Linked DNA regions of Homo sapiens: region 1 is linked to region 2. The links are chromatin loops, found by intact Hi-C in ENCODE. Cell type or tissue: prostate gland. All regions are shown on one strand. Links, peaks and the distances in the headings refer to the core of each region. The heading gives the core; the rest is flanking DNA.

Region 1 (15,593 bases), core at 1-8,000, 140 kb before region 2:
TATCCAGATTCTACAAAGCACTTAAACAAATTTACAAGAAAAAACAAGCCCATCAAAAAGTGGGCAAAGTATATGAACAGACACTTCTCAAAAGAAGACATTTATGCATCCAACAAACATATGAAAAAAAAAGCTCATCATCACTGGTCATTAGAGAAATGCAAATCAAAACCACAATGAGATACCATCTCACACTAGTTAGAACGGCAATCATTAAAACGTCAGGAAACAACAGGTGCTGGAGAGGATCTGGAGAAATAGGGAGGCTTTTACACTGTTGGTGGGAGTGTGAATTAGTTCAACCATTGCGGGAGACAGTGTGGTGATTCCTCAAGGATCTAGAACTAGAAATACCATTTGACCCAGCAATCCCATTACTGGGTATATACCCAAATGATTATAAATCATTCTACGATAAAGACGCATGCACACGTATATTTATTGCAGCACTATTCACAATAGCAAAGACTTGGAACCAACCCAAATGCCCATCAATGATAGACTGTATAAAGAAAATGTGGCACATATAGACCATGGAATACTATGCAGCCATAAAAAAGGATGAGTTAGGCCGGGCGCGGTGGCTCACGCCTGTAATCCCAGCACTTTGGGAGGCTGAGGCGGGTGGATCACGAGGTCAGGAGATCAAGACCATCCTGGCTAACATGGTGAAACCCCATCTCTACTAAATGTATAAAAAATTAGCCGGGCGTGATGGCGGGCGCCTGTAGTCCCAGCTACTTGGGAGGCTGAGGCAGGAGAATGGTGTGAGCCCAGGAGACGGAGCTTGCAGTGAGCCGAGATCGCACTACTGCACTCCAGCCTGGGCGACAAAGCGAGACTCTATCTCAAAAAAAAAAAAAAAAAAAAGGGATGAGTTCATATCTTTTGCAGAGACATGGATGAAGCTGGAAACCATCATTCTCAGCAAACTAACACAAGAACAGAAAACCAAACACCATACGTTCTCACTCACAAGCGGGAGTTGAACAATGAGAACACATGGACACAGGGAGCGGAATATCACACACTGGGGCTGTTGGGAGGTGAGGGGCTAGGGGTGGAATAGTATTAGGAGAAATACCTAATGTAGATGATGGGTGCAGTGAACCACCATGGCACGTGTATACCTATGTAACAAACCTGCATGTTCTGCACATGTATCCCAGAACTTAAAGTATAAAAAATAAATAATTAAATTCTCAAACTGTATAAAATTTAAAACTTGTATGTCAAAATAGCATTAAAAATTAAAAGCCAAACAACACACTCTGAAATTGATTTGCCACGGGTGTGATATTCAAAAAATATCTTTATATAAAAAGCTTATGCATAGTGATAAGAACATAGTAAGATGTGGGAGAAAAGTGGGTCAAGGGTGTGAATTATACAATTCTCAGAAAAAGAAACAACAGTAACTACCAAACTGAAGAGTAATTCAGGCAATAAAATAGAAAAAAAGCTAAGTTTATCTATGAAGTGAAAGATTTAAAGAAGCAGTATTCATATTGTGCTGAAGCGAAAATAACGTAATATAACCCTAATGGAAATTAATTTGACAAAATGTGTTATAGACTTAAAGAAATGTATATCCTTTGATCTAAATATTTTACCAAGAGAATTTTCTCCGAAATTTATGAGAGGTGTGGAAAAGATTTCTATATGAAGAATCTCATTATAGCCTGATTTAGAAGAATAAAAATATCTGGGGGAAAACTCCCAAAGCCTAACAATAAGAGAATGCTTTTATAAACTATGGTGCAATGACAGAATGTTACAGAATTATTTTCCTTGGCAAATGGTCACATATGTAAAGTATGATCATATTTACATAAAATTCACCTCTTTACAGACAGACACACACACAGAAAAGACATTGGAGAGAAATAAACTGACATGCTAACTGTGGTATTCTCTGGATTGTGGGACTACAGTTGTTTTTTATTTTTCTCTCTATTCTTTTCTGTGCTTTCTCTTATTTTTCTGAGGAATGTGTATTCACCTTTAGATTCAGAAAAGAAACTTAAAATATTGATTAAACTAATGCTGTCTAGCAAAAAACATAACTTTATTATTACGAACAAGTGAGTAATGTAAATGGCTGTTATTAATACTAATGACAATTATTCAGTACTTAATATGTAATAATATATCAATATTATTACAATGATTTAAAAAGTAATAATTGAGTATTTATTATATATAAGGATTTAGTTAATAGTAAGGATTATAATCATTCTTGTTGTATAGATGACAAAGCTGAGACCCCTGATGAATAAGTGGCTTGCTCAAAGTCCGAGAGCTTTAACTGGTGGAACCAGGGCTTGAACTAGGTTTGCTTGACACTAAGGCCCCTGTTTTTCACCACCGAAGTTCAGGTGAATTCTCTTCTGGACAGCATGAGATATCTCGTGGGACAGCCCTTCAAAGTGAGTCTACCTCATAAGACAACATGGGTCACAGCCTGGGGCCTGCTAGAAGCTCAGCCCAACATTATTTGATAGAATCAGTTAGTTGTCAAAGCATCAACTTGAAAAGAGAATTCAATTTTCCCTAAAGTTGAGGAAAACAGGCTTTCTTCCCTATTTCCTTCAGTGAAAACAGGGAAAACACACACAAGAGAGTTCGAGTGCTAGATGCTGACCTTTTTCTAAACAAAGCTTCTGTTATCCATTTTCTCTGTCTTCCTACCTGACCCAAACCTCTTCAGATGGATGCAGTTTTCTTCTTTAAAAATATTAGTATCTTCAAGCAGGTTACAATCAAGGCCTCCGAGTCTAGGTGCCTTCCTACCTCCTTCCAGTGGCTGTGATGCTCCATGAAGTGTTTATATTTAACTCATGGAGAGCAACCTTATTTTTCTAGTTTTTTTTTTTTTTTTTTCCTGAGACAGAGTCTCGCTCTGTTGCCCAGGCTGGATTGTGGTGGTGTGATCTCGGCTCACTGCAACCTCCACCTCCTGGGTTCAAGCAGTTCTCTGCCTCAGCCTCCCAAGTAGCTGGGATTATAGGCACCTGCCACCATGCCCGGCTAATTTTTGTGTTTTTAGTAGAGATGGGGTTTTACCATCTTGGCCATTCTGGTCTTGAATTCCTGACCTTGTGTTCCACCTGCCTCAGCCTCCCAAAGTGCAGGGATTACAGGCGTGAGCCACTGCACCTGGCCTTTTTCTAGTTCTTAAGAAAGAGTGGTGTGTGGCCTGAGTCACTTCGGTCTCTAAGACCTGTGGTCTCCTACCACACCTTGCAGAGTTGTGGTAAGGATTAGTGATAGCATGCCGAAAGCATATTATTCTGTAGACTCCATGAAGGCAGGATAAAGCCAGCCTTGTCCCCAGATGTATCTCCATTTCTTAGCACAGTGCCCTGCATGCAGCAGGTACTCAGCACATCTGTGATAAGTAGGAATGTGAATGAATAAACATAGCACATTACCAGGGAGACAGTAGGTACTCAACAAACCCTAGCCATGATACACTATTACCCTGCTGCTCTCTGGCCCTTAGTCTATGCATCTGTATTAACAAGGGCTTGGACTAGTTGGTCTCTAGGGTACTCTCCAGCTCTGACATTCTATGCCTGAATCCAAATACTCCAGAAGCAACCTGGGGCTCAGGGAGGAAAGATGATCTTCTCAGCATGTGCACAGAATTATTTGGCGTGTTCTCCATGTGAGACGAAGAGCCTGTGTACCGTCCTGAGGCTCATTCTGCCCTCTTCAACACACCATCTGGACCTCTCCACTTGGCAGTTTGCAACATCTGTCAGAAGTGCTTGGTGCCAGGATGACTCTTGCTGCAAGCATGTCCTTGGAAAGCTCTGGAAATAGGGAGCCTGCCGGGAGTTTATGTAACATGCTGAGTGGCCAGAGGACTGTGCGCAAAGGGCTCTGATCCCATAGCGGGTCAGCCTGCTATGACCACTCAGGGTGACTCAACTGATTGTCACATGCAACTTACAAACTGCTGACGACAGAGAGCACTGTGGTGAAAGGGACAGGAAATTCTGCCTCTGCTTTATATACTTTTTGGTGGTTATTCCCCTTTTTATTCTAAAAAGGAAGGATTTGAGATTGCTGACTCAAATACAAAGAATATAAAAAATAAATTAGAAAATCAGAATGAAAGGTGTAGGGGAGAAAATATTTCTTTCCCAACCTATTGCAAGGTTTATGACTGATATCCCAATGACAAAGACAGATTAACAAGAGAAAAGCGTAACTTATTTGTTTAATATAGTTTTACATGACTGAGGAGTCTTTGGAAATGAAGGCCCAAAGATCCAGGGAAAGCTGCATATTTTTATGGACAGACATAATAGAAGCTTGATTGAAGGACAGAAGGGTATCATCCAATGGTGCAAAATTAGGGGGAACTTAGCAAGGTTTATTTGTTCAGATTCTTCTTGGCCTCTGGATATAGGGCAGGACACTTCTGGAATGAGGGTCTTGTGACCTACGTTTAGGGGAGGTAGGTCAGAGAATTCTTTTGTGGCCTGCTTCAGGATAGAAAGGCCAGAGAAAGTCAGAGAGACCGTCCCACTTTTATAGTTTTCTTAATTTCCTCCAGCTTAAAGTCCTCCGTGTGTCAAGATGCCATATTTTGGGGTATTATATTGTGAGCCCTGACAAGGGAAAAGACTTGCTGGGGGTCTCTTCTACTTGCCTCTTCAGACCTACTCCACCTGCCGTCCTGCTGTCTGCCCTGGGGCACTGACCATGTGGCTTATATCTGGATTTTTACTGGCTTTGGCCATGGGGCGCACCAGCAGGAGATCAGAGGGAGGAGGGGAGTGAGGTCCTGAAGTCACTTTGGGCAGGCTGTGTCCTTCCCTAGAGGACACAAATCCTCTCAAATTGACCTTCTCAGTAAGACTCTTTCTTTCTAGACAGGTAATTGCTCTGTCTCCTGGGACTAGTGGTGAAGCTCCACTGTTATTGGCCCCTGGATAGTGCACTGTCTGTTGTACTTCCCCTATCTCCTGCCCACAGCTCTGTAAATAGCCCCGTTTTAAATAAACCTTTCTTGAATTATCTTAAATTGAGTGTTCCCTCTGTTTCCTGTTAGGACTTGACTGATACATAAGGATAGAAAATACAAGAGGGAACCAGAAATAATGCTCATGGATGAGATACAAATTGTAGTGCCCTGTACATGTGCCAAAAAAAAGATGTGAGTGTGTGCTATCCGTTTGACTTGAGCTTCCTAGTGACCAAAGCAACAGAACCATAGGAGGAGGTCTCCAGTCATCATTTCTTACCACCAGAGTCTAAGGGACCTTACTACATAAAACTCTGTCACTCCCATTATCTTGTGGGTTAAACTGTGTCCCCCAAAATGATAAGCTCAAGTCTTAGCCACTAGTACCTATGAATATGATCTTATTTGGAAACAGGGTCTTTGCAGATGAGACCACCTTAAGATGAACTGATAGCAAAGTGGTGTGGGCCCCTAATCCAATGACTGGTGCCCTTAATGAAGAGAGAAATGTAGACACACAGAAACATACTAGGAGGATGCCATGTGAAGATGGAGGCAGAGGCTGGAGTAATGCCCAACTAGAGGTTAGGAGAGACACATGGAACAGTTTCTCTCTGAGTCTCTAGAAGGAACCAAACTGGCCGACACCTTGATTTTGAACTTCTGGTCTCTGTAACTATGACAGAATAAGTTTCTGTTGTTTTGAGCCACCCAGTTTGTGGTACTGGGTTATGACAGCCCTAGAAAGCAAGTACACTTTGAAGTGGCATCAAGACTCTTGATATGACTATGCCTACTTTCTAGCTTCATCTCCCACCACTCACCGGCTTGCCCTGTTTGTCTGGTTCTTACATCACTGTGCTATCCCAGAGTCCTCAGCCTTTTGGCTGTATTCTTATCACAGCCTGGATTGCCTCTTCTACTTTTCACCCTGATAGATTCAGCTCAGGCGTGGCTTTCCCCAGGAACCCTTCCCTGGCTCTCCCAGCTGTCTTGGGTCCATCTCCTTTGAACTCCCATATCATTGATAATAGGCACCTGATGCATTTGTTTCCCTCCCTCAACAGTAACCTCCTCAAGAGTGATATCATGTTCCTCTTTGCATCCCCAGGGTCTAGAACAGTGCCTGGCACACAGTAGATTCCCAATAATATAGATATAAATATCCTCAGCAGGATATTTGTTTGGGGTACCTGCTACCAGCCAGGTACTTTTCTAGCCACTTCATATGCACTTCATTTGTGGTGAGGAAATTGAAGCTTGCATAGGATACTGTCTAAGTTATGTGTCCATAAGTGATGGAACTGGAATTGAAATTAGATCTGACTGACTATAGTCTAGTCTCTCCCATTCCAATCTGCTGCCTCTTTACATTGGACAGAAAGAGAAGGGCCAGGTTAGGGAGGATCTAAATGCTAGATTTTTGTCCACAATAAACTCATCTTGAGCAATCAGCTTTGAGCCCTGCATGAATGTTGATCAAATGATTGTGTATTTACTAAATCTCTTTTTGCTTTTGCTCAGGAAGCAGAAATGTTTATTTCTTTAAAAAACACAGTTGATAAGTGGGGCAATATGGATGGGATACTCAGTCCTTTGAAGAGGCTGAGATTTCTATTGGCAGAACATTAAAAATGAGAGATGCTGGTTTTAAGTCTGAATAGCAATGCCATTTTTCATTGCTGTGTCATACTGTGTCTGTGCAGCTCAGAAATGATCGCACCACCCAGACAGCCATTCCTGTCTGTGTTCCAGCCTGCCTTCTAGAGAACACACATTTGAGGAGTGGACCTGTGAGATGATAAAACAATGAGAAAGGCGGACAGGGAAACTACCTTTCATTGAGAAGTTAGAATTTCCTTTTTAATTTAAACCTTACTATCCTTCAACCTAGTTATTATTATGCCCATTTTGCAAATGGCAAAGCTGAGGCTCAGAGGGGAGAAGAGGCTTACTTCGATGGGAATATATATTCAACGGATATTTGCAAAAGCCTGCTATGCACCAGGCACTAGGCTGAGTGCTGAGAATTTGGTGGTGAACAATAATGACAGCTCCTGTCTTCATTAAAAATAAAAGGCCGGGCGCGGTAGCTAACACCTGTAGTCCCAGAAATTTGGGAGGCTGAAGTGGGTGGATCATTTGAGGTCAGGAGTTTGAGACTAGCCTGGCCAACTTGGTGAAACCCCATCTCTACTAAAAATACAAAAATTAGCCAGGCGTGGTGGTATGTCCCTGTAATCTCAGCTACTTGGAGGCTGAGGCAGGAGAATTGCTTAGACCCGGGAGGCGGAGGTTGCAGTGAGCCGAGATCGTACCACTGCTCTCCAGCCTGGGTGATGGAGTGAGACTCTGTCTCAAAAAAAAAAAAAAAAAAAAGTAATGGCAAAACCCACAATTACTTCTGCACTAACTCAATAATATCCTTGTGAGGCAGAAAGTAATTAAACAGACGAAAATCACATATGTCTAAGCAGTGTGACTTTTTATTACTAATGGCAGAACTGGGGTTCAAACCTGGATGTGCAAGGCTTCAAATCCCAGATTCTTCTTGTGTATTTTTTCTTTCTTTTGGTAATGTCCCTCATTGATAATACTCATTTTCTGGTGCCTTTTTAGAGTATTGTCACTGAAAAACTTATGTCCAACCCAGAGGTCTTAAATAAGTTGATTTGCTTCTACTTAATCATAGGAGGTTTCCAGAGGGTCAAAGTTTGGACTCCTAGCTCTACTTCTTACCAAGTGCGTGAGCTTGGGCAAGTGCTATGACACACCTATTTACTTTTAGTCGTCTGTACTATGAAGATGATGTAAGGCTCAACAGAGAAGATGAATGGGAAGGTGCTTTGCAAACACTAAGGAACTCTCCAAATGCTGGAGACTATTAAAAACAAGCAAACAAAAACTTGTCCACCCTCATCAGTGAATAGCTACAACTATTATTCTAAGCACATAATTATTCTAAATAATATAAGAGTGGTGGTAGGTGAGGTTTTTTCTTTGCAGAATATATGCAACAGAGGCTTTAAGCAAATTAATAGCTAAATAAGATTAGAAAGGATAAAAATCGGATTTACAATCAAATAATATTTAAGCTAGTTTTCTGGTTTTTCAAACCTCTTTTAGCTATAGTATTTGCTTATAATGTGTTAACTACAAAATTTAGTTTTTTTTTCATTTACCAAGTAAAGGGAAAAAAGCAAACATTAAGTATCTCAACCACCAGGTTGAAAGTGGGGAATTCTGTATTTCAAATTCTTGAATCCGCACTCCTCCTTCCTTTGCTTTTAGATGAGGGAATTGTTGCTTGTAAACCTTTGCTCCGTGACTGTAGCCCCATCCTGAAAATTCTGTATTGTGTTCTTCATGAGGAATATTAACAGCTAGTATATAGCAAGGCCTTTATTTTCTGGAGGAGTTACACTTTCTTTACCTCATTTTGTAACAGCCTGCAAGTTAGTCTCTATCTTCCAGAAACCCAGCTAAACCATGCTTTTTTTCCTCTGTGTCTCTGGGGCCTATAGACCACATTGACTGTCACAGAGTAACTGCTCAGTAGATTATAGCTGTTGATAAAATACTACTAATAATACTTTTTATGATGACTACCATTATTATATCACTACATAAATATTTTTGGAATGAATATGTGGAAATTAGGAAGTAGGCCAAAAAAGAGCTGTGAATGGTAAACAAATTTTAAAAATTGTGTGTTTTCTCAGGCCCTCATTCATAGCCTATGGTTTCTTATGTTTCACAGAGTTCTAATACTCTCAGCATTCAGGTTATACATAGCAGATTAGAAGTACCAGAATATTCTCATAAAAGGAAAAAGTGTGCCTGTTTTTAGCCACCAAATCCTGAAAGGTTATCAGTGATCTTTTGCTACTGAGGGTAGAATTGAAATTGGATTCTGGGTTTGAATCATGGCTCTGCCACTTACTCGCAGAGTGTGATGTGCGGCAGGGCGTCACTTCTTTTTAGCATTGGTGATAATAATATCCATCCATAGGGTCATTAATAAGGAAAACAGTATTTGTATAACTCTGTATTGTACATAGCCCTATCTTCTGCCTGGCTACTATAAATCTCCTAAGAATCCGAAGCCATTGGTATTTGTATCCACAGTTGGCCAGGGAGAAACACCAGGCCTGGGAGATGAAGTTGTGCCTCTCTGGCTGGACCATTAGCTAATGGCAAAGCTGGCGTTAGAGCCTGGCTCTTTCTCCTCCCACCCACCCACTTCTTAAGTGTAATTTTTATGACAATCAAATATGATAAAATATGGTTTTAGAAAGGAGATTTCTCTCCTCCATTTTCAAAGACTCTTCAATTTGCATGATGCCTTTGAGTGAACAAGAATCCCTTCAGTGCCTACTCTATCAGCCCTATGAGGAGAGGTGATGAGTCTGCAAAGTACCTATATCTAGTGGTACATTAGGGCATTTATAGGAAAAAGCAAATAAAAAAATCAAATGTATCCTTATAAGTGGCAAGGAAAGGGAGACTCGATAACATGCAAAAAGGAGAAAGCAATATGATGAGTGAGGCAGTATTGGAATGACACAGCCACTAGCTAATGAATGCCAGCAGCCAAAAGAAGCTGGAAGATGCAAGGAACAAATTTTCTTCTAGAGCCTCTAGAATAAACATAACCTTTCCAAGACCTTGATTTTTGACTCAGTGATACTGATTTTGGATTTCTGGCCTCCAGAACTGTGAGAAAATAACATTTTTTGTTGTTTTAAGCCACCAAATTTATGGTCATTTGTTACTGCAGCCACTGGAAACTAATACAAGGACTTAGGGGACAGTGAGCTGCTGTTGGCCATGCAGAGGCAGGACATACATTTGTAGTATCTTGAACCTCCGATTTTACTAGTAGAAATAATGGCAATAATGTCCAAGCAGTCCAGAGAAGTGAGCTGACTCTGGAGTAGCCAACATCTATGGCAGCCTTGAAGAGGTGAACCGAAATCCAAGGGCCACTAGGAAGGGAATGAAAAGACTAGGATTCCTCTAGGACTATGAGGAGAGCCGTGCCCTTACAGAGGCTGATGTGAAGCATCAGCACTAGCCACTGGTAAAGACAGTGGCTCCCAGCACAGCAGGGGATTCCTGGGATTATCAACATGGAGGCAGAGGAATGAAGAGGCATTGGGGGTGAGTGCTTGTCTCTTGGCAAGCACAGGCCCATCTGTAACACTGGCAGTGCCTGGAGCAGGAGTTTAAATGGGACTCATATACCATGTGTCTAAATATTTTATAAGTTGTAAATCAACTTAATAAGCTGTTAAGTAACATATTTTGATAAAATTAAAAAAGTTAAGTTACAGTTTTTAAAGGAGTGAAAGTTGGCAAAGTATAAAAAATGACTGAATTTAATTATTATTGAATATATCTAAGCATCCTATTGACAAGCCAATAATGTTTGAGTGAATGGTAAAAATGGAAATTCATGTAATTCATTTATTTTTATAAAATTTATAAAATTAATTTTTCTAGCCTCCATTGCTGCAAAATTAACAATTATGTTACTGTAATCAATATTTTGACATAATTCATGATCTATTGATAGTAATATCTTCTTAATCTTATATTTTACCTATACGAAATTGAATTGGAAAAATGTTGACTTCTGGTTCTAGCCTTCTGGTCTAACTTGGTCCAAATTCATTTTCCCTCTGTAATCACTAGAAAAGTGGAAAAACAAATGAAAACAAAAGTTAGAGGAAGAAAACAAATGAGTCCAATGATGACTTTGAGTTCAGCACAGAGGCAGTTTTTTGGGCTGTGGTACAGGGAGGGAGATGTCAATTAGATCATGGCAGTCCCACTGAGTTGAGGAATTTGAGATCAGGATTTAGGTAGGTGGACGTCGCTGGAATTTGGTGACGAGAATACCAGAGACGAGAGAACTACACAGTGAAAAACTTCACATATCTGCATAGGATTCCTCTTGAGTTTGCTGCTGGATATTAAGCTGCACATGCATAGTGTGAAACTCTGAAACCAAGGAAAGAGTACCTGGGGAGTTGTAAGCAGAATAATTCCCAAAGCTCACAGAGTACTGGGAGATGTTTGCATTCTAATCAGCCAGAGTGAAGAGAACCAAGGGATTTAGTAAATACCAGAAGGGTCATGCTTTATTAGAAGTACTAAATTGGCCCTAAATTAAAAGCTACTCTATGAAGCATAAAACCAGTTTTGAAAGGATCAAGCTAATTCACAATTTAAGCCACCAGAACAAAGTCTAACACTCTTTAAAGGAAACAAACAAAATCCAGTGCACAACAATGTCCAGGATCCAATTGGAAATTAGTAGATACATTAGAAAGGAGGGAAATAAAATTTTTTTAAAAAGAAGAAAAACCAGCCAACTGAAACAAACCCAGAAATGACAGATAATAAAAGGAGCAGATAATAACTTTAAAATAATTATAAATATGTTCAAATATTTAATGGAGAACATGGACACAATAAATATTGAAATGGAAGATATAAAACAAGTGAAATAGAAAACTTTCTTTCTTTTCTTTTTTTCTGAGATGGAGTCTTGCTCTGTCGCCCAGGCTGGAGTGCAGTGGCTTGATCTCGGCTCACTGCAAGCTCCGCCTCCCGGGTTCATGCCATTCTCCTGCCTCAGCCTCCTGAGTAGCTGGGACCACAGGCGCCCGCCACCATGCCCGGCTAATTTTTTGTATTTTTAGTACAGACAGGGTTTCACCCTGTTAGCCAGGACGGCCTTGATCTCCTGACCTCGGGATCCACCTGCCTCGGCCTCCCAAAGTGCTGGGATTACAGGTGTGAGCCACCGCGCCCGGCCATAGAAAACTTTCATAGATAAAAAATTCAATTTTAAACAAAAAGCTCACATTTAATAGGATTAAAACACATTAGACATAGAAGATAAGTTCAGTGGAGCAATATACTAATCTGCATTAGTCTGCTTGGGCAGCCATAACAAAATACCACAAACAGGGTGGCTTAAGCAACAGAAATGTATTTTCTCACAATGTGGAGGAAAAGAGACCAGAGCAGGGTACCATCCATGTTGGTTTCTGGCAGATGTCTTTTCCTGGCTTTTAAATGGCCCTTTTCTTGCCATGTTGTCACATGACCTATTCTCTGCGCACAGAGAAAGCTCTGATATCTCTCTTCTTTTTGTTTTGTTTTTTTTTTTTTTAGATGAAGTCTTGCTCTGTCACCCAGTCTGGAATGCAGTGGCGCCATCTTGGCTCACTGCAACCTCTGCCTCCCAGGTTCAAGCGATTCTCCTGTCTCAGCCTCCCCAGTAGCTGGGACTACAGGCACACGCTACCACACCCGGCTAATTTTTGTATTTTTAGTAGAGACAGGGTTTCACCATATTGGTCAGGCTGGTTTTGAACTCCTGACCTCAGGTGATCCACCTGCCTTGGCCTCCCAAAGTGCTGGGATTACAGGCGTGAGCCCCTGCGCCCAGCCGGTGTCTCTCTTCTTATAAGCACATCACTTCTCTTCAATTAGGGCCTCACCCTTATGACCTCAATTAACCTTAATTTCTTTCCTAACAGTCCTATCTCCAAGAAAAATGTGACTGTTAGTTACATTGGGGTTAGGGTTTCAACATATGATTTTTAGGGGAACACAACTCAGTTTACAACACCATTTAAACTGAAGCACAGAGAGAAAAAAAAAACTTAAAAGGAAAGCACGAAGCTTCAGTGACACCTGGGATTAAATAAGCAGTCTAATGTCAGTGTAATTGAAGTCCCAGAAAAGGTATGGGGAAAGAACAGAAAGAATATTAGAAGAAATAATGGCTGAAAAGTTTTCTAAATATGATAACAAGCTATAAATTTTTAAATCCATGATACTCAATGAATTCTAAGCAAGACACACATCCACTCCCACACCCACCCACCCCCACACACATACCCACACAGCTAAAACATGTTGTAATCAAATCGCTGAAATTCAGTCATCCAGCAATAAAGAGAAAATCCCAAAAGCAGCAAAAAGGGGGAAAAACATATTATGTAAAGACAGTAATAATTTCTGTAAGCAAGATTAACTGATGAATGATAAAATTTTAAAGTTTAAAGAAGGACAGGATTTGGGTTCTATTTCAAAGTATTATCCCCAAAATAAGTACTTATTAATCTAAAGGAAAAAATAGAAACCTTATGGTAGCGAAACATGAATGACCCCACCTTAACAAAGTAATCAAGGTTAACCCCCAATAAGGTGTATCAACTTCATGTATTGCCTACTATGAGTGCTGAGAAGGGCATATTACCTCTGAGGTTTTCTTCCCCATACTGCATAACTTCAGTCCATTCATAAAAGAACAGTATAAAAACCCCAAATGATGGCTATTCTACAAAATCATTGACAAGTACTTTTTAAAGCCTCAAAGTCATGATTAATGAAAGACAAGGAAAGGCTGAGAAACCGTCACAGATTGGATGAGTCTCTAAAGATATAAAACTAAATGCAATGTGGCAGCCTAGATTAGATTCTGGAATGTACAGAGAGCATTAGTGTAAAATTCTGGTGAATCCAAATAACTCTGATGTTTATCTAATAAATAGTATTATACCAAGTTTTAAAAAATTGGATAATTGTACTAAGGATATGTGAGATATTAACCCCAGGAGAGGTTGGGTGAAGGATATATGGGAACTCTGTGTACTATTTCTTGCAGTCATTCTGTACACCTAAAATTATCACAAAATTAAAAGTTAAAAATAAATTTCCCAACAAATCAAAAATAAATTTCCCAAACAAAACATAATAATACCCAGATGGCTTCACTGGTGAATTCCACCAAACATTCAAGAAAGAAATAATACCAATCCTAGACAAAACCTTTTTAGAGGAAAGGGGAATAGTCCCTTACTCATTTTTATGAGTCTAACATTACCCTGATTTAAAAAGCAGACATAGATATTAAAAGAAAAGAAAATCCAAGAATAATATCCCTCAGAAATATAGATGCAAAATGCTAGCAAAACATTAGCAAATAATATCAAGCAATATCCTGTATTTATCTCAGGAATATAATTTTGGTTTAACATCTGAAATTCAGTTATGTAACAAAATGATATTAATAGAATAAAGGAGAAAACAATATGATCATCTCAATAGCTAGAGAAAAAGTATTTAATGACATTAAACAGTAATTTATGATAAAATTTCTCAGTAAACTAAGAATAGAAGGAAGCTTCCTTAACCCAATTTACAATAAAACCTACAATTGATCTCAAACTTAATGCTGAGAATAAATATTTTTTCTCCACATTTAAGGATATCCATTTTCACCAGTTCTACTCAGTAATAACTAGAGATCCTAGACAGTCAATAAAACAAGAGGAAAAAAGGTACTTGGAAAAGAAGAAGTAAAATTATCTTTGTTTGCTGATGACATGATCATATATGTAGAGAATCCCAAGGAAACTATAAAACACTACTAGAACTAGGTGAATTTAGCAAGGCCATTGGCTACAACTTCAATATACCAGTCAATTGTACTTCTATTTATAGCAAGGAACATATGGAAAATAAAATTAACACAATGTAAAGTAGTATCAAAAAACATAAAATAGAGTAAGTTTATTAAAATATATGAAAACTACAAAACACTAATGAGAGAAATTAAGACTTAAATTAGTGACATGGTATGCCATACTCAAGAATCAGAAGACGATATTTTAAAGATGCCATTTATCTCCCAAATTGATCTACAGATACAATGAAATCACCCCCAAAAAATATCAGGAAGCTTTTTTTAGAATCTGACAAATGATTCTAAAATTTACATGTAAACATAAAGGACCTAAAATAGCCAAAACATTTTTGACAAAGAATACAGCTGGATGACTTACAGAACCTGATATCAACATATTCTATAAAATTGCAGTGATATGGCTTGGATCTGTGTACTCACGAAATCTCATGTTGAATTCATGATCCACATTGTTGGAAGTGGGGCCTGGTGGGAGGCGATTGGATCATGGGGGTGGTTTCTCATGAATGTGTTAGCACCATCCTTTTGGTGCTACTCTTGTGAATGAGTGCTCAAGAGATCTGGTTGTTGAAAAGTGTGCAGCACCTATGCCTCCCCACCCTTGGTATTCCTGCCATGTAAGGTGCCTGGTCCGGCTTTGCCTTCCCCTGTAAGTAAAAGCTCCTTCAGGCCTTCCCAGAAGCAGATGCTGCCATGCTTGCTGTGCAGCCTGTGGAACCCTAAGCCAACTAAACCTCTTTTCTTATAAATTACCCAGTCTCAGGCATTTTTTATTTTTTTATTATTATTATTTATTATACTTTAAGTTCTAGGGTACATGTGCACAACATGCAGCTTCGTTACATATGTATACATGTGCCATGTTGGTGTGCTGCACCCATTAACTCGTCATTTACATTAGATATTTCTCCTAATGCTATCCCTCCCCACTCTCCCCACCCCACGACAGGCCCCAGTGTGTGATGTTCCCTACTCTGTGTCCAAGTGTTCTCATTGTTCAATTCCCACCTATGAGTGAAAACATGTGGTGTTTGTTTTCTGTCCTTGTGATAGTTTGCTCAGAATGATAGTTTCCAGCTTCATCCATGTCCCTACAAAGGACAT
Region 2 (15,869 bases), core at 4,935-12,934:
TCTCATGGACAGCGATACTCCCTGCCCTGCCTCCTTAAGGCCCCAAGGATTTTGGTCAGGGACCAGACTTGTTGACGGATAGATTGGATTGACTTTTCTCCAAATTATGAGCGAATCAGATGATTATCCTATTTGAAGAGAACCCTGCTCTCCAATTGTGTAAATATAAATTATACACACACAGAGTTGTCTACTATTATTTAATTGTGTTGATAAAAATATAAACCATCTAAAACTGTGTGGAACAGGGATCTTTGGGTCTTCAAGTTCACTGTGAGTTTTGTTTTTCATTGGCGGATGCTCTCTCCAGGCCCTTTCCTCTTGCCTGTATTGCAAAGAAACATCTCTTACTTTAGGCTATTGCTATATGTATGGTTCCCAGTGGCTGCTGTGACAAAAAACCATAAACTGGGTGACTGAAAACAATATAAATATGCTTTCTCACAGTTCCAAAGGCTAGATGTCCAAAATCAAGGTGTCACAGGTCCATGTTCCCTCTGAAAACTCTAAGAAGGATCCTTCCTGCCTTCTTCCTAGCTTCTGGTGCTCTAGGCAATACTTAGCGTTCCCTGGCTTTTGGACACATTACTCCAATCCCTCCCTCCTTTGTTACATGGCATTTTCATTGTGCCTCTCCTCTGTGTCATCACATGGCTTTTTATAAAGATGTCATTTATTGAATTTAGGACTCACCCTAATCCAGTATGACCTAACCTCAACTTGATTACATCTGCAAAGACTCCATTTCAAATAAGGTTACATTTTCAAGTACTGGGGATTTGGACCACGACATACCTATTTGGGGGCATAATTTAACCCACAGCTGATGCCATGACTTATATTCTTCGTACCTAGAGGCAGATGTATTTTAAGCTTGGATAGTCCCAAAGATACCTGACACTAGTCAGCCATGGCGTCAGTCCCAGCTGGAGCCCTGCCACAACAGGGCAGAAGTCTGGCCTCATGTCCTTTGGCGGATGCAGTAGGCAATAGGGCAGGGTGTAGGTCACTGACTCCGAAGCTCCCTCATGGCCTCATGCACGAAAGCACACAATCCTGGATGTGCTACAGCAGGAAGTACCAAGGCCGGAGTGGAGCACTGACTCTCTCATTAGTATGCCATAGGACCCGCACAAGCCACTTCTCTGAGCATCCGGTCATTACTTTATTGTTTTGTATGAATGAAAGAGCAGACACTTACTGGGCATTTGCTATGTGCCAGAGCAGGGGCTGGGGCCTGGGATACAGAAATCATTAAAATTCCACCCTCAATGAACCTAGCATTCATAGGGGATAAATCACTCTCTTGTGAGGTCTGAAGCAGATCAAAGCTCTCTATGATTCATAACATGCTGTACACGTGTCAGCAGCAAAGATAACTCACAGGGTTCAGGCCAGGAAGGCCTTTGTGACAACCCCACGGTTCCTCCATTAGGTCTTTGACACCTGTAAACACGGCAGCCTGAAATTCAGAGGAGGACATTCACTTTTTATTCACTTATATATTAATTTGAGTATCGATCCTGTTCCAGGCACACGGCTAGGTTCTGAAGATGCAACAGTGAACAGAGCAGGCACTGGCCCTGACCCAGGCGACTTCCAGTCTACAGTAGACACAGACATTCAATAAGTGACAAGTTCTAACTTTCCCAGAAACTCTTGCTTTGGCCTTAAAGATCGCATAAATTTTTTCAAAGTTTTCAACATTGCATCTCAATGGATTCCAGACATAAACCCAGTCCTCTGACTTTCATTCAAGATCCTTTCCACCTTATCAAACTGGTCCTTTAGGAGACAAGGGCAGGGCCTGCCACTGCTCAGAGAAGGAGTGTTGTGCATCTCCCATGAAGTCCTACCTGGGAAGGTGCATGCTAAGGATTAAAGTATTGGCATGAGGAAGGAGTTCTATTATTAGGGGGGCATATGGATATATGCAGATGCCTGTGACTACGTGTGTGTGTGTGTGTGTGTGTGTGTGTGAAGAGAGAGAGAGAGACAGAGGGAAAGAGAGAGAGAGAGAAAGCAGAACATGCACACAAGCTGTCATGTGGGTTCCTAACTCCAGACCTTGCCTTTCCTAAAAGTTTTAGGTTGAATCTTGGTTGGGTTTAGCATTGCATTCATCTCTTTTCTGTTGGGGTTCCTCTTCCGTAAGATGCACAAGATGTTTGCCCACTACAAGGGACAGGAAGTCACTCTTACCTAGAATAAAACTTTACATTGTTGGAAAATACTCTTCCCTCCTCTCCCCTTTCCACATTCATCCTCTGAGCAACAGCCTTGGGGTTGAATTAGAAAAGAAAAAGAAGGCAGGTTTCCTGTCCTTAAGGAGCTCACTCATGTTTGAGGGTCTTAGAGAAGTAGACTGATAATGACAGTGCAATGTGGTGGGTGCTAAGTTTGGGCACAGCAGTACCCTGTGCTTATCTTCAAGGCAGCAGCTGACTTAGAGCACTCACAGAGGCCATCACTGAGGAGGTGACCCTGGGCTAAGTTTTGAAAGATGCATAGGTGTTAGCAAAATAGAGGAGAAGGAAATTCCAGGGACAGGACACAGTGGATGCAAAGGTACGGAGCCAGAAAATAGTAAGACATGTCCCACCCACCCGCAACCTCGGAGGGAATGGAGGGGGCGAATCAGGGCAGCCCCCCTCCTCCCCTCCTCTCCAAGCATTGTGGAAAAGTTGTTCATTGATTAGTAAGATGCCAAGACGGAGATAAACGATTGAATACTATTGCAGGGATCACTGTGTATTAAAGGGTCACTTTTAGAGCAGGAGGGAAGCCAGGGCCCAGCCTGCAGCAGGGAGACCCAGCCTTTCCCTCTTTCCCGTCACACATGTGTTCCAGTACGTTCATCTCTGGTCTCTTGGCCCATAGGGCTGCCTGGCTGATGCTATGATCCCAAGATTTGAATTTAGGCTTAAGGGCTTATGAAAAAGCTCCAGAAAACTCCACTTAGAGGTTTTGGGTACAAGTCCAGCTATTAATACAGTCTTTGATTTTTCATGTGTAAGGGTGCCTGAGCAATCCTGGATCCCTGGTCTAATAAAACCCAAGCTGTAGCCCACAATTGTTCCTAACACCCTCTTTCCTGATGCGCTGGCATCCAGCTTTCTTTCTTCACTTTCCTCTTTTTCAGAGGGACCACCAGGCTCAAGCCAATCTCCTGTTGCCTTTTTTTCTTTGTCTACTTACCCCACTGTGTCCTGTGTTTTATGTGTGTCCAGATCATCCTAAAGCCTGGAGGGAGGCTCACATCATTTTCGCCTTTGGATTCTCCATAGCCTTGAGTACATCCAGGGTAAATGTGTAATAAACCATGGATTCAACTTTTCCTGGCTGTGAAAGGAGAAATTAACATTAGTGTTGTTTGTTGTGGGTTTTATCTAATGTGGTTTGTTCATTCACACCTCCAACAACTCTTCACTGGGGGCCAGGAAAGAAGTGATCCTAAGTACTTGTCCTTATGGCTTACAGTCTCACTGAATCCTCCTCACTATCCTTATGGTTTGTTTTTATTAACCCAAAGTTAACCAAACAGGAAGCAGAGCGACTGAACAGAGAAGGCCACCATGTTTGCAGGTGAGGCTTCTGGGACTTGAACCCAGGTTTGTAAGTCATGGGGGCAGGTGTCCTGGGGAATGGCCATCTCTGTGGTACTTTCTGGCTGGGCTCCCTTGGCTGCGTTGCCAGCACAGCCAATGCACATCACTTGTCTGTTGCTGTAACTGCAGCCACCCACTTCCTCCCCACTGTGGCAGCATTTCTAGAACCTGGCAAGGGACAGCTGTGGACCCAAGCCAGGCCCATTACAAGAGTGTTTTTTCTCCTCTCTAAAGTGGCCTATCCTGAAATGTGTGATGCTGTCTCTACATGGCCATAATTTGAAGTTCCCTCCCTTTTAATAATCCTTTTAAAGAAAAATCACAGCAACACCCACATGATTTGTGATTACCAGAGTAAAAACCACTTTTTTTTTCCCATCATCCTGGCATCTGGAGATGAGCAAAGCAGAGGAACAGAGTGTTACGTGCTGTCTCCAAACACCTTGTCCCAGGCAGGCGTTCCCTCCAGCACAGCCAGCCCAGCAGTTGGGAGGCTGCTGCCCTGGTCCCCACTCTGCCATGGAAAGAACTTGTGCCAATTGCTTCATTCTCACACTGATTTTCCCAATAAACACACACTGCACCCCTCAGTGCCACACCTGTGCTGGGTGCTAACTGAGCAGAGACACAGAGAAGTGACCTCGTCTCCAAAGATGTCCCCAGCTGATGGCCTAATGGGAAAGGCAAATCTCCCTGCCAGAGCTGGATGAGTGCATAGATTCTCACCAGGCGAAGAAAGGAAAGGCATTTCAGGCAGATGTCACAGCAAAGGCAAGGAGTGGAGGCTGGAAGAACAGCTGAGTCCAGGGTAGGTGAGGAGTGCAGTGTTTGTGGAGGGAATATTTACTTGGAGGGAATGTGGCTGGAAAGGTAGGCCAGAGCCACCTAGGGAGGGCTCCAATGAAGACAAGGAGTTGGCTTTATCCTTTATAAGCTGGGAAGACACTGAGATATTATAGACGCAGCAGATGATTCTTGCTGCACCCAGGACTGGGGTGGGCTGTGGGGGGGAATGTGTTGAGTCTTCAAAAACATGGGTATAGACAGGCATTAGGGCAGATAGTAAAATGTTTTTTCTTTCTTTCTCTGCTTCTTTTTCTCTCTCTCCCTTGCTCCCATTCTTTTTGTTTTAATAAAAAATATTTAATCTATTTATACTCAAAGCTAAGAAATATGTTGCACTGATCTATGCCCAGGTAACCGGGATGCAGAGGAAATATTATTAAGGAATTAGAAACACATGATTTACAATCTCAGCCTTCCCACTTCAAAATTAACACCTTCTATGATTTGGGCACTGCGTTCAGCATTTTTACCAACATCGCCTCTAATCCTCACAGCCTTGCAGAGTAGATTAAAATAACAACAGCCACAACAAGAACAGCAGCACATACACAAATACCATTTTTTTACTGAGTAATTATGTTCTAAGCACTATGAGAAGAACTGTAAAGACAACAACCTTGTTGAAGCAGGTTGTGTTATCATCCCTGTTGTGCAGATGAAGAGACTGAGGCTGAAAGAGCACAGAAAACTTGCCCAGGCCATTGTGTGGAAGAGCTTGTCTGACTCCAACCCCACACCTGTCCACACTACCATCCTGCCGCTTATCACCCAGCCCCCTTCTCTCCAGACACGGGGTTGATGGCCCTTACCCTGCTGCTGTACATAGGTGGTGTGAAGGTTAAGTGAAGAATTATTTTGCAAATTGCAAACAACATACCAGTACGTATCTGTGGAGTGTGATTATTATCAATAAAAATTATTGATTCCAGATAGAAAAATAATTTTAATAAATGAATGCCTCAGCCTCCCTGAAGTTGGCTTTATTTTTATAAAATATAAATCCTTAGATTTATTTGTGTTGTTTATTAGATGCCTAAGCCACAGATTGCTTCATACTCTAGTAACATTGAAAAGCAAAAACAATTAGGAAATGAGTCAATAACTTAGCAGCTGATTTTTAAAGAAACTTTTATTTTGTTGATCAAAGATTTCTTTTATAGTGGGTTGATTCTAGTACAGGCAAGCATTGGTAGGTCCAGATAGTTTTGAGGATATTAATTTCATTTTGGAAAATGGCTCAGACCGCACCCACATATCCAGGTGTTTCCAGGACTACGTGAAACCCAACAGGAGACCTTTTGTCTCCCTTCTTCAGAGCATTTTACAAAGCATATTTATCATCTCTGGAATGGTGGTGTATGGAGCCAGGCTGGGCGGCCAACAGGAGGAAAGGGTGGGTGGGAGGCACGCTTTGTTCCAGAATAGAGTGCCTTTCCTGGATGTCAGGAGGGTGGAAAAATGGCCCCTTCTAATAAACACAGATGGCCTGGGTGCATCCCTGAGTTTTTACTTTAAAAGGATAAAAAGTGAGCCGTACCTTCAATTGGAGACACATGGGAAGCCTGTTGGGCTCAAAGAGCTGGCTGCCCTGGGAGACAGGAGAGGCTGCCTTCCCGGGGCTCTCATCTTCATCATCCCTTCTCATCATCTTTTCCACACCTCTCTGCAGCCCTACCACCAATTCCCTGCCCTGAACCAGGCCCAAGATACCTCAGTTTCTCCCCGCTTTTACCCTCTCTGCTCTGTGTCTGTCATCGAATTACTTCATAGACCTCTGTGAGCCTTGGTTTCTTTCTGTGAAGCACTATAAAGCAGCAGTCCTGCAGGGAAGATCTGGGAGGTCAGTGAGATACTTTGTTCTGTGTAAGGTACTAGTCAGCACCCACCTTGGAAGTGCTGGGGAAAGCTTGGGACTTACAGCTTCTGCTCTTCACCTCCTAAGTCAATTGCATGGAGACAGGTGTTTCATACCACCTGACCCCTGAGTCTGTCTCTTCCTCTCTTTTCTATAATTGCACAAATCCCTAGGGCATTCTTTGTTTCATTTTATCCTCACATCAACCATGCTGGGAAGATCACTGTACTATTTACCTATTGCTATGTAGCAAATTACCCTAAGATGGAATGGTTTAGAAGAACAAGCATATATTACAATGGAAAGGACTTGGGATGATAATGATGTGTCAGTGTAAGTTCATTCATTTCTGAGAGTAGAGAGGTTGGGAGGGGCTTAGTTGGTTGGTTCTGGATCCGTATCTCTCATGAGGCTGCAGTCAAGCAGTTGGCTGGGGCTGCAGGCATTGAGGACTGGGTTGTCAATTTCCAAGCTCAAACTCACTCAAAGGGCTGGGGTTGGAGCAACTGGCAGGAGAGTTTTGCTACTGCCAAATGGGCCTCATCATAGTGCTGCTTATGACATAGCTGCTGGCTTCCCCCAGATACAGTGAAGAAAGAGAGCCACCAGAAGGAATGCTAGCCACACTATCTTTTATCACCTAATCTTGGAAGTGCTATAGCATCACTTCTGCCATATTCTGTTGGTCACACAGGCAACCCTGGTACTGCATGGCAGGGGACTCCACAAACTGTGGATACCAGGAGGTGGGGATTGTGGTGGCTGTCTTGGGGGGTGGCTACCATGGCCACCCAGAAAGTGAATGGCAGTACTAGCTGATCGCCTGTTTGTGCCCTGGACAGTAGGCCTGCCAGTCACTGATGTGTGGGAATGAAAAGATGCAATGCCTGGCAATGTGCCCAATAGGTATTTGATGAAGAAATAAAAGATTGGTTTTTCTAAAATAGTTCTGATTGGTTTTTTTGCTACTAAAACCATCAGCATTGTCTGATGGATTAAGTACAAATTTCTGACCCAGACATTTATAATCTTTCTGAATGTGGCCCTAGTCTCCAATTTCAGTTTCCAAACTCAAGTCTATGCTCATGTCACAGTTTCTGCCTGGGCTGCCCTTAAAGTTTTGAAATACAGCTCCTCTTCAAGGTCAAGCTAACTAACCCCACCTTCTTTGGTGTCCACGTCTCCTGTCTCCTTGCCCTTAGTAGCAGCCTCCCTGGTTCCTGATGGTGGTGCGCTTGCTCACTCAGGCATTCTATTGACCTTTGAAGTTGGTGCTCAACAACTTTGGCCAGAAAGGAAGTTTTCTGCAGAGACTGGCAATGTGTTTCTGACTATGTCTTACATATGTTTTTTTCCAATATAGCTTTTCTTGTACCTCCAGAGGACAGGCACATTTTTAATTTAAACACACCCCTAAAGGACTTGGCATACAGAAGTGACTGCCCATCTCTTGCAGGAAGTTCAGTCTCAAATTCCTTTCCTCCTACCATTTCATGAGTGACATGCCAGGCGGAATTTATTCAGATGAGGTCTTCCTACACTGGTAGAATGAATATTTTTGATTCCCTAAGTGAATTATTCATATAAACTTCAGAGTTGGAAAGTTTCTATACAGAGTCAGTGGGGAAGTATTTGTCTAAGATATCTACCCTACCTAGCCATTAATAAAATGTCCTACATTTAGATGCCACATATTTTATAGGAGTCACATATTTTATAACATCAAGATAGAAGCAAATAGATCCTTATAACAGAAAAGTTTTACAAGTTTTAAAATCAGAAAGTTCTAGATATCGAATTCCAACTGCAATACTTTCTAGCTGACCACTTTTGGTCAAACCACTCATTGCCATTTCACCAAAGATAAAACTGAGGTTTGGAGAAAGATGACTGTCAGCATATAACCTACATATAGTAGGAACACAATATTAATGTATATAAATGCATATATGTAACTTGATTGCCTCTGGGCTTCAGTTTCCTCTTTTATAAAATAGGAATTATAAAACGGGAATTAGATGTGGCATATATTACATATATGTACCACTTTAAAAGCTAAGCCTCAGTGTCTTAATCTGTACAATGGGGATTATTATCTCTACTCTCTCCATCTCATTTGATCCCCACAGTTGTGTGAGGTAAAGCAAGTGAAGCTTCTTTGTGGGGCACTTTCCTTTGTGATAATGCCCTTCATTAGTAGCCTGTAATCATGGTGTAGGGAAAGAGCACAGGCTCTGTGTTCTGGAAGTCCTGGATTCAAATCCTAGCTATTGAGCTTACTAATCATAGGGGAAATTAGCTAATTCCGGAATGTCTTTGATCCTTGGTTTCCTCCTCTGTAAATGGAATCCTGTCTGGAAGAGTACCCGGAACATGGCAGCACCTTTTCATTCACCGCTTTGTGCCACTTAGGTGTTGGTGTTTTTCCCGGTAATTGAGAGAATGGATGAGACGTATGAGTGAGTTTTCCCTATGGGACAGCATAGCAGTTTCTCATCCTACAGTTTCCAATTCGTGAATGGCTTTACTTTAACAAAATGACAGATAATGAGAGGGAAAGTAGTGTTTGAATGCTTAGACGCCTGTTCTCTCCAATGTCGCAATGTTGTCAAGAACTATCTTTATTCCCTGATTGTCCTGGAGAAGAGAAACATAAAAGCCTTATTCATAGTTTTAATTCTCATTCCAGAGAGGAACAGTGGGTTCTTTCTCCAGTTGTTCTGTCCTTACTGGGGAGGAGCCCAGGGACATATTTCACAGCTAAGTCAACTGCTTTTCTTCAAATTCAGATTTAATCCTTGAGTGAAATGAGTCACTGGCTCATCCAGTTAAGATCATCACCCACTTTCCTAACAAAACTTCTCTTCAAAGAAGGACTCGCTCATCCATCAGGTATTTATTTAGCACTCACTACATAGTAGATACTGTTTTGGCAGCTTGGAGCAACAGAGCAGGAAATAAGAGAGGCAACTAGAGCAGTGTTGTATGGTGGAAAGAACTCTAGTTCTGGTGCTGAGAAACTTGGCTTCACCTCCTGGTCTCGGAACTTACTTTCTGTGCAGCTCTTTGAATCTGGGGTATAACAGATGCCTGTTTCACAGGATTGTTTTTATTTATTTGTTTATTTATTTAATTTTTTTGAGATCAAGTCTCGCTTTGTCATCCAGCCTCCTGAGTAGCTGGGATTACAAGCATGCGCCAACATGCCACTAATGCCCAGCTAATTTTTGTATTTTTAGTAGAGATAGGGTTTCACCATATTGGCCAGGCTGGTCTCGAACTCTAGACCTCAAGTGATCCACCTGCCTTGGCCTCCCAAAGTGCTGGGATTACAGGCATGAGCCACTGCGCTTGGCCCCATAGGACTGTTTTGAGGCATGTGGTATTCTGGCTAGACATCTGAGGTTCAGACGGACTTCGGATACAATCCCAGCTATGCCACTTAAGATCATGTGGCCTTGGGCAAATCACTTCACTTCTTTGAACCTCAGTTTCTTCATCTACAAAACAGAAATAATAAGGCATCTCTTGGAAGACTGTTGGGATGGTTCAGAGCTAAGAGCAGCAAATGAAAGAGTTTTGTGAAATTCAAGGCAGGGAGAAGATTTTTCCAGGCCAAACTGAAATTCCTTCTGATGTTTCTAGCTTTTCCTGAGGTTCTTTCACACATTTCTTAATTAGACCTGCCTGAAGCAGGCTGCAAGAAGACTAGAATCTTTGTCTTTGTTTCTTCCATTACTCTTTGAAACAGATCCTTGGTGGCTAAAACCCAGAGTGAAAACAAAGTAACTTATCAAGGTAACTTTTCAGCCTGCTTGCCCTTGTCACGGGTCTACCCTGGACAAGGGTGGGCCCTTCTGGCTTTGCTCTGCATGTGAAGTCCTGTGCTTTTATGACCCAGGAGATCACTGTCCCTCCTCTCCAGCTCTTGCTATCAGGTCATTTCAGCAAATGTCTCTCAGGGGCGTTCCCTCTAGATGGGGCCAGAGTTTCCCTTCTTTGGCTCATCCTGCATATGCAAATACATCTACTGAATCCTGGCATTCTAAACTGTGGGTAGTCTGGGCCCAATAGCCTTTTAGGGCAGGGCACTGTGAGTCAATAATGGAAAGTTAGAGTCGCTGGTGTCCTGGATCTAAGTGTCTCCATCCCTCCACCCATTAGAGAGGGCGGAGGCCTCTCTAAGGCTCTGCAAAAATTTTCCATATGGCAGGATATAGAAGCACACTCCAATGGAGCCCAAACCTGCTCTGGAGTTGGCCTGATGGCAGAACTAAGGGCTCGGTGATCCTTCTAGGGCTCTCTTGGCTAGAATTGATACACATGGACCTTTTTTGAGGGGCAATGGAAGGAGGAAGGAATCAATGCATGGCTGAGAGCCGAACAGAGGGTCAAGGATGTTAGGGAGGGTGAAGGGATTGTGTGGCATCTGTGTCCCTGCTGTCTGGAAAGCTGGGACATGATGGGTAGATGGTGGATATTCATAAGGCATGGAAGTGAGAATTGATTCACTGGTGCAAAAGCAGGGGCATTTTTCACCATTAATTTCCAGTTATCACGAGCTTTTATAGCACTGATTTTACAGGGCCACACTGTCAGTTTTTCAAGTCTGATGCCTACTTGGGAGATTATTCCAAGCTTTTCTCTCTGAAAGCCTCAGTTTCCTCATTTGTAAAATGGGAATGACAATAATTCTTGCCTCAGATCCTGGGTGCAGAAGTCAAGTTGGATGTCAACATATGAAACTCTTCAGAAACTCTAAACCCTGGGCAGTTATTGGAAATCTAGAAGGAATGAAACTAGCTTGTGAAAAGCCTAAGGGAAAAAGGGAAAGGGGCAGTTATACCTGTGTCAGATAGGCTCATGAATGGAAAACTTGGCTGCAAGTGGACCTCTTTGTTCAAAACAGAACATTCCTACTTATTAGCTGATTCTTGAAGTGGTCACTTCCACAGGCGTCCACTGTGGTTCTGGTCAGTGGAGGCCTCAGCATGCGAACATTCGCCAGGATGGCAGATTTTGAGCCTGTTGGTGACACCTGGGTCATCACAAACTTAGCGAAACTCTTTCTTCCCATGAAGGGAGATTGATTCCAGAATCTAAGTTTGGGCCAGCAGGTTATTTGAAACTAGCTCTGGGTGTCTTAGAAATACATGGGGAGGAAGAACAAAACGTTTGTCTTCTTTGAGCTTTTGATGGGAAGGCCTTTGAGCCTCTTCCTTTTCTTTTCCTTCCCTGCACCCCCAGGCTCCTTTAGAAAAAAAGGTTTATTGTGAGCTCATAGAATCATAAAATTTTGGACCTGGTTCCTGGTGGGAGGACCTTGGGTTCATTGAATCCAATCCTTCCATGGTACAGCAAAGGAAATGTGGGTCCAGAGTAGGAAGGATGTGTACCTGAGGTAGCACAGCCTTGTCATGTTGGGAGACAACTCGTTTCCTGCTTCTTAGTGAAGATCCTTCAGTCAACTAAGAAGTGGGTCCAAACTCTCCTCTCACCCTTAGGATAACTCTCCAGGCATATAGGATTTCTTGGACCTTCATATTGAGTTTCTTAGGGAGACAGAGCAGTGAGCCATCTGAGGCTTTGTGTTCTCTGCTGCTCCCGTTGTCTGAGTCCTGTGGCCGCTGAGCCCTGCTGCCACTCTTCCCGTCCCAGACTCAGTTACTGCCACCAGGGCTTGGACTGAGGTGAAGCAAGAAAGGAAGCCATCTGCCTGGGCAATTACAGGAACTTGAGAAGAAGGCTTCCTTAAATTTTCACCCTAGGCCCTTCACTTGCCTCACCCTGATGCCAGCCTTGACCTCTTCTGGCATTCCGCAAACGTGTCATGCCCTCTCCCACCTCAGGACTTTTGTGTTTGCTGCTTCTTTTTGGCCTGGAACATTCCATCCCTGAGAGCTGTGTGGCACCCTCACTGCCTTCTGTCTGGGCTCTAAGATCACCTTGGAGGGAACTTCCCTGAGGTGGGGTGGCTGTGTCTTCTGTTTATCCCTCACCCAGTTTTATTTTTCACCCCAGCACTCAACAACTCCTGACACGTTTGTTTACTTCTTGCCTTGACCCTCCATGTGGTATGAATGACGGCCCCTGAAAGTGGCAGAGTGGGGGCAACCCTCAATACATATTGGTTGACTAAAGGATGGAAAGGCTGAGCAGGGGTCACCTGTCTTGCCTCCTCCTTCAAGATGTGACTTTCCATTCCATGGAGTCACTCTGGCTAATTCTTTGGTTTCATTGTCTCCTTAAAAATCTCTCCAAAATATTCAGGCTGAAAGTGCTTTGATGTACCAAGTTTATAGTACACACTCAGACCTTTTTTTAAAAAAATTCACTTTCATCTAACTTTTTGTATTAAAAAATCCTATAATCCCATAACCCACCACCTAGAGGCAGCGTGTTCATTGAGGTTGTTTGCTGTACTTCACATGTGTTTATTAAGACTGCAGTGAAATGGCTGTAAGTGGTAGCTGCTTGTCTGGCAGAGGAAGAGCATCCCTCTGGCCCCATCAGGGATGCTCTGGCACAACAGGTAGGATCTTCATCATTGCCCTCCCCATTCAAAGCCACCATGGCCCCCTTTGCCTGAAGACTGAGGTCTCAGCTCCTCCTCCACAGGGCTCTTGAAGTTCTGCCACACTGGGCTCAACCCCTTCCCAGTGCTCCCTCCCTTTTGCACCCTTAGAAACCTTTGCTCCAGCCAGACTTGTCTCCTCATTATCCTTCCAATATCTGCGTCTGCAGCTTTCTCCCTTAGAAACCTCATTATTTCCACAGCTTCAATTCCCCCACCCCCACCCCATTCTTTGTTTCCAGACCTCAGCTACAGCTCAAATTTCAAATTGCCTGTTGGCATCTCTTTCTGTGAGCCCTGCCAGCAACTCAAACTCAGCATGGCCAGAGCCTGCCTTTATTTTCTCTCCCCAAATTGTCCTCCTCTTTCCTCCCCACATTTCTATTAGGAGTCCCATCATTCTCACTGACACCCAAGTTGGAAATTTCAGAGTCTGATTAGCTTTTCTTTTTCTTTTGCCACCACATCTAGTGAGTCACCACATTCTATCAGTTCATCCTAATGATAGCTGTGGGTATGTTATTAGTCCATTTTCATACTGCTATTAAGAAATACCTGAGACTGGGTAATTTATAAGGAAAAATAAGTTTAATCGACTCAGAGTTCCACATGGCTGGGGAGGCCTGACAATCATGGTGGAAGGTGAAGGAGGAGCAAATGTACGTCTTACATGGTGGCAGGCAAGAGAACATGCATAGTGGAACTGCCCTTTATAAAATCATCAGATCTCTTGAGACTTAATCATTATCACAAGAACAGCAAGGGCAAAACCTGTCCCCGTGTTTCAATTACCTCCCACTGGGCCTCTCTCACAACATGTGGGGATTATGGGAGCTACAGTTCAAGATGAGATTTGGGTGAGAACACAGCCAAACTATATCAGGTATATTGACTAATCACAGACCCACTATGTGTCAAGTAGCATAGTAAGTCCTCACCTAATGTCATCCATAGTTTCTTTTTTTTTCTCTCTCTTTTTTTATTATAAGTTCTAGGGTACATGTGTAGAACGTGCAGTTTTGTTACATAGGTATGCACGTGCCATGGTGGTTTGCTGCACCCATCAACCTGTCACCTACATTAGGTATTTCTCCTAATGTTAACCCTCCCCTAGCCTCTCCACTCCCAAACAGGCCCTGGTGTGTGATGTTCCCTTCCCTATGTCCATGTGTTCTCATTGTTCAGATCCCACTTATAAGAGAACATGTGGTGTTTGGTTTTCTGTTCTTGTGATAGTTTGCTGAGAATGATGGTTTCCAGCTTCATCCATGTCCCTACAAAGGACATGAACTCATCCTTTTTGTGGCTGCATAGGATTCCATGTGACTGTGAAACAAAGTATAAAAACCAATTATTTTTCTTATCAAGATTATAAGGAAAGAAAGGTGAATGTGAGACATTATTCAAGGACCTGCTGTTTTGCTTCAAGTCACAGTTCCTAAGAACCTATTGATAACATTGAGGATTTAGTGTATTGTCCACAATCTCCAAAATGAGGCTGTATGATGCTTAGGGTACAAGTGAAGCTGGGGTAATACAGGGACCCAGGTATTCAGTGGCCTAACTTAAGCAGGTGTTTATTCCTCTCTTCTGTAATAGTCCAGAGGCAATAGTTCAGGGAGAGCAGGACTCTTGTCCTTTTAGGGCAGCTAGGAATCCAGGCTAGTAGGTCAGTCTGTTGTCTGCATTGTGTCTTTCTGAGACCACTCCAGTTGTTTCTATTTTCCAGCCTGCAGAAATAATTAGGCTGGGAAATTAGCAAGTAGCTGAGCCTGTCTTTGGGAGTGACTTGAAAGTCACACACATCACTTCTGCATGTGTCGCCCTGGTCTGAACTTAGTCTCATGACCACATCTAGCTCCAAACAAAGCTGGGAAATGTAGCTTCTAGCTGGCTACAGTTAGAGAACTTAAGTTCTCTAACTCTATAACCCAAGTGCCTTCACCCTGTCACAGGCCCCCCATGACCTAGCCGTTGCCTCTGTTGGTCGCTGCCTCCATGACCTGGTCTCTGCCTCACTCCAGCCTTCTCTCTCTCTCTGTTCCTTCTCTTGCACTGACTTGTTGTGGTTGGCCTGGGTACCTCCAGGCTTGGGCACATACCTGGAATGGTTTGTCTCCACAACCTGCTGGGTAACAGCTGTTTGTACTTCATGACAGCTTGGGTGGTTTCTTCTCCAAGAGGCCTTCCCTGACCTTCTCTTCTCCTCACTAGATTAGGGGATTCTTCCAGGTTCTCAGGTGTTGCATTCCTCTATCATAGTACTTCGAAAATTATTATGTATGAAATACTTGTAAGCTTGGTTTCCCTGCTAGCATACACATTCCATGAAGAAGGTCCACAGCTTTCATCTCAGTGCCTCCAGCACACAGCACAGAATAAGAAAAAACACTAGGGTCCCCTTAAGACTGCAAACACCTTGAGGATTGGCCCATGATAGTTTTATTCATTCTTCCTTTCATTCAATGAACACAGACATAACTCTCATACTCAGCAGATCAGACTCAATGCTTTGGCTGGTTGTAATAGTTTTCTAGAGCTGCTGTAACAAAGAACCACAAACTGGGTGATTTAAACAACAGAAATTCCTTTTCTCATAATTCTGGGGGCTGGAAGTCCAAGATCAAGGTGTAGGCAAGGTTATTTCTTCTGAAGCCTCCCTTATTGGCTTGTAGATGGCTGTCTTCTCCCTGTGTCTTCAGAGAGTCTTCCATCTGTGTGTGTCTGTGTCTTAATCTCCACTTATAAAATCACCAGATTGGATTAAAGCCCATCTAATGACCTCATTTTACCTTAATTACCTCTTTTATTTATTTATTAATTTTTTTTTGAGACGGAGTTTTGCTCTTGTTGCCCAGGCTGGAGTGCAATGGTGCAATCTTGGCTCACTGCAACCTCTGCCTCCTGGGTTCATGCCACTCTCCTGTCTCAGCCTCCCAAGTAGCTGGAATTACAGGCATGCGCCACCACGCCAGGCTGATTTTGT

Evidence for each region. Hi-C counts contacts between places; a loop is a spot of excess contacts. Peaks named below come from ENCODE experiments on the same cell type or tissue, not always from the same donor. Only the 100,000 strongest peaks of a DNase experiment are listed, where the experiment ranks them.
Region 1: a loop joins it to region 2, with 3 times the contacts of the local background. A loop is called at or near these places in 3 of 110 quality-filtered maps.

Annotation. Positions count from the first base shown.
Region 1 is chr1:55,439,889-55,455,481 of GRCh38, forward strand. No RefSeq gene overlaps it. Among named protein-coding and RNA genes, the nearest start is that of MIR4422, 220 kb to the left of the region's middle. In prostate gland, for the core only: no CTCF peak of the experiment used is centred there; a DNase peak (open chromatin) is centred at 3,793; H3K27ac peaks cover 1,811 bases.
Region 2 is chr1:55,571,994-55,587,862 of GRCh38, forward strand. No RefSeq gene overlaps it. Among named protein-coding and RNA genes, the nearest start is that of MIR4422, 350 kb to the left of the region's middle. In prostate gland, for the core only: no CTCF peak of the experiment used is centred there; a DNase peak (open chromatin) is centred at 9,106; H3K27ac peaks cover 7,110 bases.